Regions from separate parts of the Homo sapiens genome. Here region 1 is linked to region 2. The links are chromatin contacts, found by Hi-C or POLR2A ChIA-PET in ENCODE. All regions are on one chromosome and are shown on one strand. The core of a region is the stretch at or near the end of the contact, and the rest is flanking DNA. Distances in the headings are between cores, read along the strand shown.

Region 1 (6,714 bases), core at 339-2,838, 92 kb after region 2:
CACACCAGCAATGCCTGTAGCAATTGACACTGCCCTCTTTTTCTGTGGAAAAGAGGGTTATTCTGCCTCCCAGCAAAGCTCCGAAAGTAGAGAACTCCCCACACCAGAATGAGCGCTCAGATGCTGGGCAGCCAAAAGAACGGCAAGTGTCTAGCCACACCACTAATGCAATACAGTCCTCCTCCCTCCATATAATGGGGATTGGCTTCAGGGCTCCCTGTGGATACCAAGCCCTGTGGATGCTCAAGTCACTGAGTTGGCCCTCTGTTTCTGTGGGTTCTTATTCACAGGGCCAATGGTATACAGTATCCTCATCAAACCACCTTTGGAGCACCTACTAGTTGCTCATGCTACTTCCGTCACCAAGAATGCCCCTGGCCCTCTCCACACCGTTCAGCCACATCCTGGAGGCCCCCACTCTGGGATGCCTTCAACCTGACTCCAGGGCCTGCCTCCACCCTTCCCCAGCTACTTCTCTTGCAAAGTATCCTATTATAAACTGATTTACATCCTGACTATACCTGCACATACAGACACCAATGCTTCTTAGAAGTAGAGATCAAAAACAAGTGTATATACAGTTGTAAATACCACATCCTGGTTTACTAAACATTTCTGTGTATATCTCATCCCACAAATAAGGTTACAAGTCTTAGTTGATTGGGAACACCATTCTTTTCTCCTGTACCTGTTAAAAGCTATTTCCTATTCTTTGTTGATGCTTAATAGCACTTCCTTTAAATCTGGGATGAAGCATAGATTTTTTATACAGAGGGTCAAATGTCTAATTCATCTACAAATACTCCTTTGTTAAAAAAAAATTCAAAGTCTTATATGGAATGAGAAAAGTAATCAGTCAATATTGTTTCACAATATTGAAGCACTTACAAATTATAATACATTTTCATTTTATAAACTCATTTTTTTTAATCTAAAGGGAGTAAAAATATCTTCCCACTCTGGGAAGTAGGGGAACCTACACTGCCCCAATTTTACTAAGAAAAAAATATATTTTTTTTTCCCATGGAATAATATCCCCATCTTGTGGGCACTGTTGTTCAATGTTTTCAAAAATCTTAGCAACATTTTTAGAACAGTGACATCTCTTAATACTTCTCAGGGATAGATAGAATTGAACTACAACCCCTATTTGGCCCATAAGCCAAAAGTTCCCTGTATCTTTAATAAATGCTTTCTGCACAAAGCATTCAAAAATTTAATATAATCAAAATCTATAATGAGTCAGGCATCAACCAGGTCTATATCAAAAGAAAAATATATATGTGTGTGTGTGTGTGTGTGTGTGTGTGTGTGTGTGTTGTGTATGTGGATATATATGCATATATATCTTTAGATTCACGGGTACCTAAAGAGAATTCCTGCCGTGAAAGGATTCTCTACTCACATGAGTAATAAACTCATTCAGGAAACATATATTGAGATCCAAAGTGTCTAGTAAGGCATTGGCTATTCCCTTCAGGTCAGGATTTGCCAAGCAGAAGGCAATACATACATGGAGGGCAAGGAGAAACTGACAAGAAATTCACTGGTTCCCAGCAGGCTCTTGGCCAAGGACAGGAGTCTGATAATATCTGCCTGGGCTCTTGGCCAAGAGGAGGAAGGTTACTGAGCATTTAGAAATATGCATGCACAAAAGAATTGAAAATCAAGAAGGGAGAGGAGGGTTATGAAACAATGAAACAATGGAAAAGCAAGGGAAGAAAGCATCAGTGGTATCTTTTTCATCAAAGGAAAGGAAAGACATGCACATCTATCAAAAGGAAGTAAAATGGAAGTGAGGAAAGAGGCTGACAATAGTTTCCAACTCTTTCTCCCTCTGTATGTCAAATGCCCCTTGGATATGCAAGTAAATCTGCAACTTCAAGATACCATAGATATGTAAAGTTCCCTAGTCAGCTACCTGCCATCCATTTGGAATTATCGTGTAACAAGCTTATCTGGTCTTGTTTATATTAATTTCCCTCATTCAAATAGTTCTTCTCTAGAGATAATGTTTCCCAAGCCAGGACATGATATAAACCCACTATTTCTGGCCATATTTATTTCAGATGACCTTTTTCATTGAAGAAGGGTATCAGTGCATGGAGCACATGTGCAATATAAATACAGCATCCTCAACCCCTAGTCCCCAAACCATCAATTTACCCAAATAATCACACACACACACACACACACACACACACACACACACAGACACACACACCATTAAAAACAGTCTATGGACTCAGTACATTTCAACATCTCCAAAATCTCTTTTAAATCTTTCTAAACCATAAGTCAGTCCCAGGGCAGCCTGGTCCATCTGGTCCCGATTCTTCAGCCTGATGTTCAAGACTCTATGAGCTCTGCCCAGCTTTTCTCCATTCCTCGTCGGGTTCCTCTCCCACTTCTCCCTTCAAGTCCCCCACTATGGCCAAACAGTACCAGCTGCCGGAGCCCACCAGGCACTTTTCCTACCCCAGAAGCCTTGCCTGTACCGTCCCCTTCTGTCTGACACCCTCCACACTTCCCTAACGCCCACACTGCAGTGAACGTCCTCCACTCGATCTCTAAACGTCTACCATGTTGTGCACTGCTCTTCTCCAACACTCACTGAATGACTCCACAATTATGATGAGACCCCTTTAGTGATAGTCTGAGGCTGCAGGGAGAATTGCAGGTTTTGAAGTCCAACAACCTTGCTGCTGACTGGACACAGAACTCTGGGTATAATATCTAACCTCTTTGAACACTTGTTTCCTTATTTGTAAAATGAAAGAACAATACCTATCATCTTGCATGGCTGTTAAGAGGACTAGAAATATTCACATAAAGGGCCAAATAGGACTGCCTCAACTCCAGAGAAATAAAACAATTACGCGGTGTCTGTAGGACAGGCTGTGTGCTCAGTGAAAACAGAGCCAGGCACTACTCTCCTCTGTGGTCTCCGTACTCCAACTGCTGTGCTTGGCATCTAACACGCACTTTTTTTTTTTTTTCTTGAGACGGAGTCTCGCTCTCTCGCCCAGGCTGGAGTGCAATGGCGAGGTCACGGCTCACTGCAAGCTCCGCCTCCCGGGTTCACGCCATTCTCCTGCCTCAGCCTCCCGAGTAGCTGGGACTACAGGCGCCCGCCACCATGCCAGGCTAATTTTTTTGTATTTTTAGTAGAGACGGGGTTTCACCATGTTAGCCAGGATGGTCTCGATCTCCTGATCTTGTAATCCGCCCACCTCGGCTTCCCAAAGTGCTGGGATTACAGGCGTGAGCCACCGCGCCCGGCCCTAACATGCACTTTTTAAAGTCAGGAAAAATAGGCCAGGCGCGGTGGCTCATGCCTGTAATCCCAGCACTTTGGGAGGACAAGGCGGGCTGATCACCTGAGGTCGGGAGTTCAAGACCAGCCTGACCAACACGGAGAAACCCCGTCTCTATTAAAAATACAAAATTAGCTGGGCATGGTGGCACATGCTTGTAATCCCAGATACTTGGGAGGCTGAGGCAGGAGAATCGCTTGAACCCAGGAGGCGAAGTTTGCAGTGAGCCGAGATCATGCCACTGCACTCCAGCCTGGGGAACAAGAGTGAAACGTCTCAAAAAAAAAAATAAATAAATTCAGGAAAAATAACTAAAATAATATAGATCAAAATGTTAATGAAGCTATATTCAAGCAATGGTTTTATAGGCAATTTATTGTTTTATTTGTACTTTTCAGTATTGCCTTAATTTTCTAGAGTGAACAAATATTATAAAAGTTATGCTAAATATATTCACTATGACACCATAATTTTGGCACACTATAATCCCTGTTACACATTGCAAGTAGAAATTACATCAACTTTGTATCTATTTATCTCTTATACTTTGTATAATTTTTCTCCTCAGGCACTTATGCTTGCATAAAGCTACTTTGCTGGACTGAAATAAAGACAGTTTTTATTAAAATTCCCCTTAAATTCAACTCCAAAACACCTCCTCAGAATTTTATTTGTGACTACAGTGTGTGCTAATTTGGTTATCAGGTTCAAGCTTTCTCTGGTCTAAATTCAACTTTTTTAAAAAAGGAAATAAACCTAAGAGAGCTTACATTATCACTTCATGGATATCTCATTATTTTGACATTCCCACTTTCTTATATGGTAGGTGTCTACAGTCACCTGGAGTTTTAGTATTTTAAATATTCTTCAATATATTGTGCAAAGTTAACGAAGTGGAAGATGGAGAAATTCTCTATTTCAGAACTGAGTGGCAACAATGTGCCCATTAAAATGAAAAGGAAGATCACATATCACAGGTAACGTTTTTCCTGCATTCTGGTAGAGAATATTCACACCGAGGATGGAGGGTGGTACCCTCTCATAATTTAAAAGCAAAACAAACTGCCTGAAGAGAAGGCTACGTTGGTGGACAGTTAAATTATTTGAAAAGTCTCTTATACCACCTACTTCGCATCAAAAGGAGACTCATTCAGATTCACCAAAAGTATGTGAAGTCGTAACTCTTTTTTTTTTTTTTTTTACTGCCTCCCCCCACCAAGACTTTCTCAGCCTACTCCCCTCCTCTAGGAGCTGCCAAATCACAATGCTCTGCTCCCCTATTCTCACCTGCTGGCATCAGCAGGAACCCAGCTCCCCGTCAAGACCCCCTCAGGTTCCTCCCCTCCACACAGATCTCTACTTCCTCAGGCCTTCCTGGAGTCCCAAGAAGTAGCTGACTTTTACCCAATTCCCAATCTGATGTCAGTTTTTAACACTTCCCAGTACTAAGCCCTTCCCAAGATAGAAAACCTACCTCTTCAAATCATAACATTTGCAGTTACAGTATCTTAGAGATGTCAGGAGTTAGAAGCCATGGACACCCTCTAGTTCAGTGGCTGTCAACCTTAACACACTTGTCTTTAACCTAATACCTATTTTATAATCTTCACCTTTATGATTCTGAAGTAAAGTTCAAGTAATTTATCTATACATAATCCTGTGTGTATGCATATGCCCTTTATGATAATATTAAGGAGAAATAAAGGAAAATAATTTAAAATAGGTTTCTCAATATGTGCCTGGACACTAACAGACATAAAATGAAGTGGTCAACTGTTTATTATATTTACCTATAGAATGAGTTCACATTTGGAAAAAAATAAGATCAGAAAACATTCTGCATGAGAAATACAAAAATTAAAAGGATAAAGGGACACGTGTGTTCATCTTCACAAATGAAGATGTGAATTAGGGCCAGGCGCAGTGGCTTATGCCTATAACCTCAGTGCTTTGGGAGGCTAAAGTGGGAAGACTGCTTGAGCCTGGGGGTTCAAGATCAGCCTGGGCAACAAAGCAAGACCTCATCTCTATAAAAAAAAATTAAAAATTACCCAGGTGCAGTGATGTGAGCCTATAGTTCTATTAATAGCTACTCGGGAGGCTGAGGTGGGAGGATTGCTTGAGCCCAGGAGCTAGAGGCTACAGTGAGCTATGATCGTTTACCTGCACTCCAGCCTGGGTAAACAGAGTAAGACTCTGTCTCTAAAAATAAAAAATAAAAAACTTGAGTTAGATTAAGCAGAGGTGAGACTGACTTGTACATGACATCTTCTCAGGAATGCCAAATAGGTCATTCTAGACACCAGACAATTCTTTGTTTGGCAAGTCTGTCCTGAAATTGTAGAATGTCTAACACAGCTGGAACCTGCCCTGCAAATGATGGGACAACATAAAACACCCCCACAAATTCTCAAAATACCCTTTAGAGGGCACTACTGAGAAGTACTGATCTAGTTCACCCCATTTTGCCTCTGAGAACACAGAAGTTCGGAGAGGTTAAGTGATTACAACACTCACAGCAGGAACAGGTCACAAACCATGACAAAGTGGGTTCCAGAAACCAGTCTCATATCACCACCCACACGTACACGCGCACACACACACGCTTCCTCTCCCCTTTCTTCTACTCCTGGCTCAGATTTTTCATCTATGTCCTCTGCAATCATCGCCATTCAAATTTAACCGTCTGTGTCCCTCTGACCCCACCCATCCCAGGTTCTTCTGAATTGTGTGTGCCAACCTTACTCTCCACGGTACATCAAGTCTCACTAATGTGGCCACAACCTTGGCCTTAACTCAGATCACAAAGATCTCTAACTTAGCACAGCCTCCTCACTGTCTCTGGGACCTTCCAGTTCCATCCCTTTATGTCAGTTCCTTCCTTCCCACTCCCAACTCAGCACCCAAGAGAACTCATTCAGCATTGCTCCCTCAACATTACCCATTATGTGTAACATGGGTCTTGGTTGACACCCACTGTTGGCTTTTTCCTTAGTCCTTACTACACAGAAGTGTGACGTATATTAAGTTCCATATCTACACAGGCTTGCAATACTTCCTACTCACCAAACACAGTACGATTCTATTCAGTGTAGTTCTAGTTGTTTAAACATTTTTTTCCAATGGCTGTCCCCAGTATGCTGAGCTAATGCCTAATTCAATCAACCTATAGGAAACAACTTTGCTTTTATAATAATTAGGCAATAAATAATGAGGATGCTCCTTCCAATAATGTCTTTGTTCATGCTCTATGGCTAAGAAGAATGCCCTCTTTCTCAAAAAACATATTTCCTTCAAAATCTGGTTCTTGTTAATATCCTCAGTAAAGCTTTCAAGACCTTAGCACATATTAATCTCTGAATTCTCAACTTATTAACAACGACAGACTTTCAGAGAA
Region 2 (7,005 bases), core at 3,117-5,616:
AATCAGCTATCATCATAATGGCAGGATCAAATTCATACATAACAATATTAACCTTAAATGTAAATGGGCTAAATTCCCCAATTAAAAGACACAGACTGGCAAATTGGATAAAGAGTCAAAACCCATCAGTGTGCTGTATTCAGGAGACCCATCGCACATGCAAAGACACACACAGGCTCAAAATAAAGGGATGGAGGAATATTTACCAAGCAAATAGAAAGCAAAAAAAAAAAAAAAAAAAAAAGCAGGGGTTGCAATCCTAGTCTCTGACAAAACGAACCAACGAGGATTTAAATAAATGCAAAGAAGGGCATTACATAACAGTAAAGGGATCAATTCAACAAGAAGAGCTAACCATCCTAAATATATATGTACACAATACAGGACCACCCAGATTCATAAAGCAAGTTCTTAGATACCTACCAATAGACTTAGACTCTAACACAATAATAGTGGGATACTTTAACACCCCACTGTCAATATTAGATCAATGAGACAGAAAATTAACAAGGATATTCAGGACTTGAACTCAGCTCTGGACCAAGTGGACCTAATAGACATCTACAGAGCTCTCCACCCTAAATCAACAGAATATACATTCTTCTCAGCACATTGCACTTATTCTAAAATTGACCACATAATTGGAAGTAAGACCCTTCTCAGCAAATGCAAAATAACTGAAATCATAACCAATAGTCTCTCAGACTACAGTGCAATCAAATTAGAACTCAGGATTAAGAAACTCACTCAAAACCACACAACTACATGGAAACTGAACAATCTGCTCCTGAATGACTACTGGGCAAATAACGAAATTAAAGCAGAAATAAGTAAGTTATTTGAAATCAATGAGAACAATGACACAACACACCAGAATCTCTGGGACACAGCTAAAGCAGTGTTTAGAGGGAAATTTATAGCACTAAATGCCCACTGGAGAAAACAGGAGAAATCTAAAATCGACACCCTACCATCACAATTAAAAGAACTAGAGAAGCAAGAGCAAACAAAATTCAAAAGCTAGCAGAAGACAAGAAATAACTAAGATCAGAGCAGAACTGAAAGAGATAGAGACATGAAAAACCCTTCAAAAATCAATGAATCCAGGAGCTGTTTTTTTTTTTGAAAAGATTAACAAAATAGATAGACCACTAGCCAGACTACTAAAGAAAAAAGAAGAATCAAATAGACACAATAAAAAATGATGAAGGGGATATCACCACTGATTCCACAGAAATACAAACTACCATCAGAGAATACTGTAAACACCTCCACACAAATAAACTAGAAAATCTAGAAGAAATGGATAAATTCCTGGACACATGCACCCTCCCAAGACTAAACCAGGAAGAAGTCGAATCCCTGAATAGACCAATAACAAGTTCTGAAATTGACACAGTAATTAATAGGCTACCAACCAAAAAAAGCTCAGTACCAGATGGATTCACAGCCAAATTCTACAAGAGCTAAAAAGAGGAGCTGGTACTATTCCTTCTGAAACTATTCCAAACAATAGAAAAAGAGGGACTCCTCCCTAACTCATTTTATGAGGCTAGCATCATCCTAATACCAAAACCTGGCAGAGACACAACAACAAAATAAAATTTCAGGCCAATACCCTGATGAACATCGATGTGAAAGTCCTCAATAAAATACTGGCAAACTGAATCCAGCAGCACATCAAAAAGCTTATCCACCACGATCAAGTTGGCTTCATCCCTGGGATGCAAGTCTGCTTCAACATCCACAAATCAATAAACATAATCCATCACATAAACAGAACCAATGACAAAATCCACATGATTATCACAATAGATTCAGAAAAGGCCTTTGATAAAATTCAGCACACCTTCATGCTAAAAACTCTCAATAAACTAGGTATTGATGGAACATATCTCAAAATAATAAGAGCCATTTATGAGAAACCCACAGCCAATATCATATTGAATAGGCAAAAGCTGGAAGCATTCCCTTTGAAAACCAGCATAAGACAAGGATGTCCTCTCTCATCACCCTATTCAACATAATATTGGAAGTTCTGGCCAGGGCAATCAGGCAAGAGAAAGAAATAAAGCGTATTTAAATAGGAAGAGAGGAAGTCAAATTGTCTCTGTTTGCAGATGACATGATTGTATATTTAGAAAACCCCATCATCTCAGCCCAAAATATCCTTAAGCTGATAAGCAACTTCAACAAAGTCTCAGGATACAAAATCAGTGTGCAAAAATCACAAGCATTCCTATACACCAATAATAGACAAACAGAGAGCCAAATCATGAGTGAACTCCCATTCACAATTGCTATAAACAGAATAAAATACCTAGGAATACAACTTACAAGGGATATGAAGGACCTCATCAAGGACAACTACAAACCACTGCTCACAGAAATAAGAGAGGACACAAACAAATGGAAAAACATCCCATGCTCACGGATAGGAAGAATCAATATCGTGAAAATGGCCATACTGCCCAAAGTAATTTATAGATTCAATGCTATCCCCATCAAGCTATCATTGACTTTCTTCACAGAATTGGAAAAAAATAATTTAAATTTCATATGAAACCAACAAAGAGCGCGTATAGCCAAGACAATCCTAAGCAAAAAGAACAAAGCTGGAGACGTCATGCTACCTGACTTCAAACTGTACTACAAGTCTACAGTAACCAAAACAGCATGGTACTGGTACCAAAACAGATATATAGACCAATGAAACAGAACAGAGGCATCAGAAATAACGCCACACATCTACAACCATCTGATCTTTGACAAACCTGACAAAAACAAGCAATGGGGAAAGGGTTCCTTATTTAATAGCGTTGGGAAAACTGGCTAGCCATATGCAGAAAACTGAAACTGGACGCCTACCTTACACCTTATACAAAAATTAACTCGATGGATTAAAGACTTAAATATAAGATCTAAAACCATAAAAACTGTAGAGGAAAGCCTAGGAAATACCATTTAGGACATAGGCATGGGTGAAGACTTCATGACTAAAACACCAAAAGCAATGGCAATAAAAGCCAAAATGGACAAATGGGATCTAATTAAACTAAAGAGCTTCTGCACAGCAAAAGAAACTACCATCAGAGTAAACAGACAACCTACAGAATGGGAGAAAATTTTTGCAGTCTATCCATCTGACAAAGGGCTAACATCCAGAATCTTCAAGGAACTTAAACAAATTTACAAGAAAAAATCAACCCCATCAAAAAGTGGGTGAAGGATATGAACAGACACTTCTCAAAAGAAGACATTTATGCAGCCAACAAACATGAAAAAAAGCTCATCATCACTGGTCATTAGAGAATTGCAAATCAAAACCACAATGAGATACCATCTCATGCCAGTTAGAATGGTGATCGTTAAGAAGTCAGGGAACAACAGATGCTAGAGAGGATGTGGAGAAATAGGAACACTTTACACTGTTGGTGGGAGTGTAAATTAGTTCAACCATTGTGGAAGACGGTGTGGTGATTCCTCAAGGATCTGGAAGCAGAAATACCATTTGACCCAGCAATCCCGTTACTGGCTATATGCCCAAAGGATTATAAACCATTCTACTATAAAGACACATGCACACGTGTGTTTACTGCAGCACTGTTCACAATAGCAAAGACTTGGAACCAACACAAATGCCCATCAATGATAGACTGGATAAAGAAAATGTGGCACATATACACCATGGAATACTATGCAGCCATAAAAAAGGATGAGTTCATGTCCTTTGCAGGGACATGGATAAAGCTGAAAACCATCATTCTCAGCAAACTAACACAGGAACAGAAAACCAAACACCGCATGTTCTCACTCGTAAGTGGGAATTGAATAACGAGAACACATGGAGACAGGGAGTGGAACATCACACACCAGCGCCTGTCAGAGGTTGGGGGGCTAGGGAAGGGATAGCATTAGGAGAAATACCTAATGTATATGACAGGTTGATGGGTGCAGCAAAACACCATGGCACATATATACCTGTGTAACAAACCTGCACGTTCTGCACATGTATCCCAGAACTTAAACTATATTAAAAAAAAAAAAAGTTAATTATGCCTTCTTATCTTAGACATCCCTTCACTTACTTTCCCGGTTCACTGCCTTCCTTCTTGTCATAATCGTTCTGCTTGAAATGGACGTTGTGAAAAGCCTAATTTCAGCTTAGAAAAATGTCCTCTTCTACCGCCCTTCCCATTCAATGGATTAAGGATAAAAGCAGACAAACAGATTGAACATAGAAACTCTGAAATTATTTACAATTTCAGAATCGGTAATCAAAGCAAGAGCTCCACAGTGTTCTTACCTAGCTGCCTTGCAGATGCCTGGCACTGAGTCTTAGCAACTTCCCTATGAACTCGGGTTCATTTTAAAAACTTCCCGTAGTTTCGATTCAAAGGAATGCCTGACCAATACTGCCACCTACTGATGAGTAGGTGAGAAATCAGGACAATCAGATGGAGAGTCCAAACCAGTTTAATGAAAACGAAGACAGACAATAATGAAAAATTCCTTGAAGTCGGTAAAATAATCTGCCTTTCCCAGAGAGTACTAGTAAGGAATTTACATCGAATCCTACAGCAGCATTAAGCAAAGATTGTGTAAGTGCAAAGAATTACAATGACCTCTGATACAGTCTGGCTCTGTGTCTCCACCCGAATCTTATCTTGAATTGTAATCTGAATTGTAATCCCCATATGTTGGGGGAAGGATCTTGTGGGAAGTGACTGAATCATGGGGGCAGTTCCCCGTGCTGTTCTTGTGATTGTGAGTTCTCACAAGATCTAATGGTTTTGTGAGGGGCTTTTCCCCGCTTCACCCTGTGCTTCTCATCCTTCTCCTTCCTGGCACCATGTGAAGGACATGTTTGCTTACCCTTCTGCCATGACTGTAAGTTTCCTGAGGCCTCCCCAGCCATGTAAGTCAATTAAACCTCTTTATAACTCACCCAGTCTCAGGTATTTCTTCCTAGCAGTGTGAGAACAGATTAATGAAGCCTCTTTCAGAAAAGAGCATCACCAACGTTACCAGGACAACCAGTCCTCCTTTAAGAATTCAAATGTTTTAAACTCAAGGCAAATATATTTATTTTTATTTTGTCTCATACACACACAGAAAAACAAATAAAAATCTAGCCTGAGATTTAAAACTCACTAAGGAAAAAAAATCACAGCAAAAGCAGTAGGTTAACATCAGGATATTTATATTCAAGGCTCTATGGTATCAAGTTTTTTTTCTCTTTAGAGCCAGGCATGGTGGCATGCACCTGTGGTCCTAGCTACTCACGAGGCTGAGGCAGGAGGTTTGCTTGAGCCCCAGTGCTTGAGGCTGCAGTTAGCCGCGAATGCACTGCTGTACTCCAATCTGGAAAACAGAGCAAGACCCTGTCTCTAAAAAATTTGAGATTTTTTAAAGTCCATATTTTTTTGTTATTTAAACGTGATATTATTCAACATTGATGAACTTGGGTCGTGAGTTCTAAAAGGGATTCAAAATAAAATGGCATTTTCACTTTTTTAAAATTAAGATACTTTTTCATGATCAAAAATATGTTGTGTCTCCCTCCTGACCCTCCTTTTCAGGTAGGTAGCAAACGTTGCGAAATTTAGTTGGCATATGCTTCAGACAACCTTTTACTTAAATCATTATCCTCACTGCTATCTTTTTTTTTGAAGTTGTATACTCCTAAAATGTTTTAAGCACTTAATTTTTCTTTTATATTATTAATTGTTTTCAACCCACTAATAAGTACCATTTTGCTAATTGGGAAATTAATACATATTGTCAAAGAAACAGACTAAACTGTATTTTGAAAATCCTGAAGAATAAAAATTTGTAAAAGGAAAAAAACTAAAGACGAAAACATATTTACATCTCTGACATCTTCCTACTTTAAAAATTACAAAGAAAATAGAAAATAGAGGTGACTTTTAATAACAAAAAAGTCCATTTCTCAATATTAATAAAAAAAAAGCAAAAATACTCATAAACACATAGGATTAAAAGTAATGATTCCAAGAGAAGATAATTTAGAAAAAGGCATTTAATTACAAAATTTTCTTTTAAATAAAAAAGCAATGGCACGAATCACCACAAAATCATTTAAGTGATCATATCCACAGGCTGTTCTTGTAATTATATGCTAAAAATTTATGACTGTTCTCATTAACAGCATTCCCCCCCTTCATTAGAGACATCAAGAGCTTCTGAGAATGTGTAGTTTTTCCTAAAGTACTACTAAAAGTATCATGAACACCGTTTGTGCAGCATTCATTTACATCACCTTTTATTTACTATATTCTAAACTCATAAAATATTTAACATTTCTCTACTTCATTTCTTATTTACAGTACAGAGGCTCATCTCTTGTCACAATATGGTTTGTGCATTAAAATCCCTGGGAATAGTACTTTCAAGAACATTTTAATAAATTGACTCCGATTATTTAAAATAAGAACACAAACAAAAGCTTTTTCACCCAGAAGAATAATTCTTCCAGTAGACTTATTCAGGACTTAAAAAAAAAAATCCCTCTTTAAGTAAAATACATTCTTCAACCATTACTGGATTATACTATCATGCATATTTATAATGCTAATAATGACAACACGTAAAGCCAGCTATGACTTTTAAAATTCCATTTAGAAGAGTACAGTAGACAGAAAGTGCTTTGGCTTTCACTCTCTTGTTATCCATAATCCAATTATTATTTCACATGGGTATATTTTATTTATTCTTAGTATATAAGTATTTAATGGTTCAGTAATAACTGGCAGCTTCTGACAGTCCTATTTTCTTGGTCGCTGATACGGTTCTGTGAACATAAGTCAGATGAACTGAAAAAAAATGCAAATCACTTCCTGTGATACAGCAGGAAAAGGTGGAATGTTATTATTTGAGCAAATGATTCAAAGAGATGAATACTAACATTCTGTCGTGACAGGAATACTGTGAAATTAGGTATGTTTTAATGTGCTGTCTTCACAACTTGCCATACCTGGTATT

Evidence for each region. Hi-C counts contacts between places; a loop is a spot of excess contacts on that map. ChIA-PET counts read pairs that join two places held with the same protein, here RNA polymerase II (POLR2A). Pooled maps may share reads with other maps.
Region 1: a pooled map shows a loop between it and region 2 (2.3-fold over the local background). The contact joins two enhancer-like sites. A Hi-C loop is called at or near these places in 1 of 50 pooled maps. POLR2A ChIA-PET finds 5 or more read pairs at or near these places in 3 of 52 experiments (CD8-positive, alpha-beta T cell, HepG2 and activated CD4-positive, alpha-beta T cell).

What each region holds. Positions count from the first base shown.
Region 1 is chr6:129,666,188-129,672,901 of GRCh38, forward strand. The region is part of intron 1 of ARHGAP18 (Rho GTPase activating protein 18); the gene reads right to left. Among named protein-coding and RNA genes, the nearest start is that of ARHGAP18, 41 kb to the right of the region's middle. Within about 2 kb of position 1,589, at least 2 of the 41 ENCODE cell types and tissues checked have a DNase peak (open chromatin) inside an H3K27ac peak, as active enhancers do.
Region 2 is chr6:129,571,070-129,578,074 of GRCh38, forward strand. It overlaps ARHGAP18 (Rho GTPase activating protein 18), which reads right to left. Exons shown (of 15, transcript NM_033515.3): 15 at 5,063-7,005. Among named protein-coding and RNA genes, the nearest start is that of ARHGAP18, 140 kb to the right of the region's middle. Within about 2 kb of position 4,367, at least 4 of the 41 ENCODE cell types and tissues checked have a DNase peak (open chromatin) inside an H3K27ac peak, as active enhancers do.